Regions from separate parts of the Homo sapiens genome. Here region 2 is linked to region 1. A link is a loop called in an ENCODE intact Hi-C map of the cell type or tissue named here. Cell type or tissue: CD4-positive, alpha-beta T cell. All regions are shown on one strand. Region 1 has its middle 40 kb from the start of LINC00114. Region 2 overlaps PSMG1 (proteasome assembly chaperone 1).

Region 1 (2,500 bases):
GGCAGAAAGATAAAGATCCACGCCCTATTCACCCCACCTCTGCCCAGTCCAAGGGAAGCCATCATCAACCTTCCACCATCTCCTTGGCAAACTCCAATTTTTTAACCCACACACCCAATATCTATTAAAATATTGATTTGTTTTGTAAATAATATACAAGTGTTCAAATAATTTTTATGTGTCCTATAAAAATAAAAGTACTGAAATTTGAGATAAAAATAGGTATGAAGAGAAATCCTAATATTTTCTTTCAGCACCCCCAGGAGACTGCTTACAGAGGTATTTGCTCGCACACATACACACACTCCTTGAGGTGTGCACACTCTTCTCAGAACCTTTCCATCCAGCGTGTTCTGGAGCCTGGGTCTGTAGCATCAGTGCTCTGCGTCGACCACTGGGGAGTGGGGAGGGGTGGGCACCCATCAAACAAGCACTTTAGGCACACTTCACCCATCCTGTCCACCATGGACAGAATGCTAGAGGAAAAAAATTTTCTCATGTTTTTTGCCTGTATCTGCTTTTGTATTTTTACATTACCAAAGCCCATCCTACTCAGCCTTTAGAATTCTAAAGAATACAATTTATGTAATGTATAGCTGAGGGTATAGGATGGCGCTCAGTTCAGTATCTTTGTGTTTCCTTTTCCCTTTCTTAAAAACAGGGCTTTGCTGTGTCACCGAGGCTGGAGGGCAGTGGCGTGATCATGGTTCACTGCAACCTCGAATTTCTGGGCTCTAGCCATCCTCCCTCCTCAGCCTCCTGAGTAGCTGGAACTACAGGTGCATGCCATCAGACTCAGTTATTTTTAAAATTATATTTGTAGAGACAGGGTCTTGCTCAGGGTGATCTCAAACTCCTGGGCTCAAGCCATCCTCCTACCTCAGTCTCCTAAAGTGCTGGAATTACAGGAGTGAGCCACCATGCCCAGCCTCAGTATATTTTTTTGTTTTGTTTTGTTTTGTTTTGTTTTGTTTTGTTTTGTTTTGAGACGCAGTCTCGCTCTGTCGCCCAGGCTGGAATGCAGTGGCACAATCTCGGCTCACTGCAACCTCCACCTCCCGGGTTCAAGCGATTATCCTGCGTCAGCCTCGCGAGTAGCTGGGATTACAGGCGCACGCCACCAAACCCGGCTAATTTTTGTATTTTTAGTAGAGACGGGGTTTCACCATGTTGGCCAGGATGGTCTCGAACTCCTGACCTCGTGATCCGCCCGCCTTGGCCTCCCAAAGTGCTGGGATTACAGGTGTGAGCCACTGTGCCGGGCCAGCCTCAGTATTTTTAAACCCAAATTATTGCCAGAGAAATTGGTATATTTATTCAGATGAAAAATACTTGCATTAGTAAGCGAAAATATCTGTCATCGTCACTTTACAGAAAATGGAAAAGGATGAGGATTGCACAAAAACTAGAAATTCCATCCCGGGTGTTTTTCCTCCTCAGCAACGGGCACAGGTCGTTCCAGTTTTGGCCAGGCGGTGGCGCTCGAGGCAAACGGTGTCATGAAACGGTCACTGGATGCACTGACCCTGAAGATGCTCTCAAAGCACGAGTCCGTTCATCAGAGAGTGGACTTGACACCCATCAGAAACATTCCCGGAGTGCGTTGGTGTGAAGGTGCGAGGAGAGTCGGGGAAGCATCCCGAAGCCCTGCTAGGCGAATGGGTACTGCTGAGATTACAGGGTCAGCACAAAGCAGAATACAGGACCCGAAAATAACAGCTGCACCGGAAGAATACTTGACCACTGTTTAAGAAGGAATTTGACGAAGAGCAGTCACCGAGTGCAGCCCTGGGCCGGCTAAAGGAAAAGAAAAAAAATCACTCAACTGCCGCTCGGCGGCGGGAATGCCAGGCGGGTCAGAGAAGGGAAACAGGGTGCTTTGCAGCCGCGGTGCAGGCGCAGGGCAACCCCCTGCCCAGCACTGAAGTCTAGAGCAGGCTCTGCGGGTAAATAGGAGAAAATCCTAGTGAGCCTTATTGTGATTCAACATTTAGAATTTTCCCCCAGTTCTGACCTTGAGATTTAATAAAAGGCGTTTTCAAGTTACACTGGTTCTCTTTTCATATGGAAATGAATTTGGGGTGATTGTTTTCACTGGTGTCTTATTACTTTACGAAATTATGAGCACCCCTTTGCAAGGAAAAATACCTTCTGTCCTTTGGATTGCTGGTTAAATACGGGTAATTTTCATTCCTATTTAAATCAACTTGAAAAAACAAAAGGAGGCCACGTAGGCAAAAGTTCGTTTTGAGGAAGGAAGTTCTCCTAAAAGCTAGGGTAAGTAGATTTTGCTTCAATCTGCATATTTTTCAAGGAAAGACTTTTAAAACGAAATGTTTCTAAAACCTGAAATTTTAAAGGCAAATACATAGTCTTTTTAATAAAGCAAAGCATATTCTGCATTCCCACCTTTTACGAGAATAAAATAAAATATCTAGAGACAAATACATTTGGATTTGTGAAAGGAAAATAAATATTGGGACCACAAAATCACTAAGCT
Region 2 (2,500 bases), 440 kb after region 1:
ACCAGATTCCAGGTCATATGATGTTACCTCAGGGCTCTGCAGGCACATTTCTGAATGAATGAAAACTTTTTTTGCAACAAGGGAAATGCTTAGATTTCTGCCTTCGGGATATATTCATAAGCATACTATGCACAAGACTTCCAATTCTTGATTATGTAAAGGAAACCAAGTTTACTCAAGAAGGAGTTAGAACACAGTATCTCCTTACCATACTTCTAATCATTACCAAAAACAGTAAATGAACTGGAACTAGAAAATATAAATGGGTAAGTACTCTAAATCTATAGTATGTAAATGATTCAATAACTAAAAAGGTGAAAAAGAAAGCAGAAGAGATAAGAAGCATTTAACTCCACCATTTTAAAATTTATTTTCATGAATGCAGTTCAGTTTGTGGTCCTGTGAAGTTGTGTGGCTACTCCGGGTTCATGATTCCATTCACACTCCTAATGATAACACATGACTGTAAGAGAACTGCTGACACGCGCAGAGCCAGCCTTGAAAGAGAGCCCTGGGAAAGTCTGGGTGAAGAGGCTATCTGTCAGATATTACTAAAAAGTGAGGACATACACATTTCTGTTTCATTTTTAGTAAATATATAATTTTGTTACTTTGTCATCAATTTTTACCCACAAGATAAAAAAAACTGCAGGACTCCTAAAATATCCAGAAACTTTCCACATATTAAGAATCACCAACAGGTCAATGAATAGTTACACCTAATTAACTACACTTTGCCACATGAATACCATCTGCTGATATCTGTAGCTTTGAAAAATTTAACTAAAGTTGGGCACAGTGGCTCACACCTGTAATCCCAGCATTTTGGGAGGCCGAGGCGGGGGAAATGCTTGAGCCCAGGAGGTCGAGGATGCAGTGAACCATGATAGCACACTGCACTTCAGCCTGGGCAACAGAGCAAGACCCAGCCTCAAAAAATAAATAAATAAATAAATAAGATAAAAATTTAACTATAGTACCTTAAAATATTCAAATACAACAATACTCCCACCTAGTGGATAAAAGGAAAATGCTTGGCTTATTTTGGTTGTGAATAATACCACCATAAATAAGGAATTAAAACTACAATTAATTTTTTACAATTTTATTCCGTTTCATCATTCTCAAAATATATCCCCCAAAAGTAATCTACAAAAGAGTGCAGGCTGCTCCCCTTAAAGGAATGGACAAGTAATATACACTACAAAACAATGTTTAAGATCATGTATAAATGTTACTCTGAATCTCATTTGTTGTCATCAATTTCTTTAGTATCTCAGTGCTTTGGGGAATATTCTGAAAGGAGAGAAAAAAGTGAATACAGTGAGACCCCAGGGATTCAGGCAGAGGCAACACCCCTCCCTCCACGACCAACAATCTCCACACTCGAGACTTAAAAACAGCCATGGGACAGGCGTGGCCTTTACTCTCCTTCTCAACGAAAAGGCAAGTGGGAAAGTCAGTTCAACAGGCCCTTTCCCTGCCACACTCGCCGATGATCTCCTGGCCTCCGATGGTCTCCTGGCCTCTGGAGGAAGTCTATGCTCTAACCCGCCCGACCTTCCCCACAAGATGTCTTCCTCCCCTCTCCACCAACACCACACTCCTCACGGCTCTCCTCACACTTTCCCACTCTGCTCACACTGCTTCCCTCTGCACACTTCTACCCAAGATTCATCCATCTTTCAAATCCAACTAAACTGCCACACAGGAAGAACTCAAAATAATTCCACCTTATTGAAAATACCACTTTTAAAAGGTCAGAAACAACGAACTGACTCAGGCTGATGTAATTGGTCATTAAGAAAACAGCACCCTGCAGAACCACCATCTTACCCTCCTGCTAATCATTATCTCCAAAGCAAAAATGAAAATGCTGAGTTAAATTTCCCCTTGAAAGTATATTCATAAAAGCTGAGTTTCCTTAAGCCCCATATGACAGATGATTTCCAAGTCTCTGAACAAGTCCAAGCGTTTATGACACACCTGTGTGCTACACACAGTCCTACAGCAGTAAACAAAACAGCCCAGCCCCTGCCCATGGGAACTCATCTCTGAGTTAAGTGGGATGAGGCAATTGGCTATTTAAACAAACAAGACGATCAGCATATACTTTGAAAGAGATGCTAAAAATAAATTAACTCCATGTGTCAGAAAGATTACCCTGGATTCTAGCTAATTTGCAAGATAAGCTTGCAGTATACTAAATCAGAGTTTTACAGCTGTACTCTTCAACAAATGGTTATTGATGGCTTTATTCAACATGCCAGGTATGTGGTAAACTTGGGATACCAAAATTAAAAATCGTGGTCCATTACCACAAGGAGCTGACAATCTAGTAACAAACTAATTTATGAGACCTGGGAAATGAGCTACTTCCAACAACTTACCACAAAAGTCTTAAAACTAATGGCCATTCCAGAATAAAACCGGGCTGAGGGACAATGTTGTTACAACCTCTTTCCTTTAAAGAAACCATGCTTAAACCAGAGGCTGTGGA

Evidence for each region. Hi-C counts contacts between places; a loop is a spot of excess contacts. Peaks named below come from ENCODE experiments on the same cell type or tissue, not always from the same donor. Only the 100,000 strongest peaks of a DNase experiment are listed, where the experiment ranks them.
Region 2: it touches region 1 in a loop (11-fold over the local background); 13 of 110 quality-filtered maps call a loop at or near these places.

What each region holds. Positions count from the first base shown.
Region 1 is chr21:38,732,601-38,735,100 of GRCh38, forward strand. No RefSeq gene overlaps it. Among named protein-coding and RNA genes, the nearest start is that of LINC00114, 40 kb to the right of the region's middle. In CD4-positive, alpha-beta T cell, CTCF peaks have their summits at 1,482 (motif pointing right) and 1,687; DNase peaks (open chromatin) are centred at 1,501 and 1,871; H3K4me3 peaks cover 604 bases; H3K27me3 peaks cover 643 bases.
Region 2 is chr21:39,174,369-39,176,868 of GRCh38, forward strand. PSMG1 (proteasome assembly chaperone 1) reads right to left here. Exons shown (of 7, transcript NM_003720.4): 7 at 401-1,296. The coding sequence ends at 1,222. Among named protein-coding and RNA genes, the nearest start is that of PSMG1, 7.8 kb to the right of the region's middle. In CD4-positive, alpha-beta T cell, a CTCF peak has its summit at 1,009 (motif pointing left); a DNase peak (open chromatin) is centred at 1,013.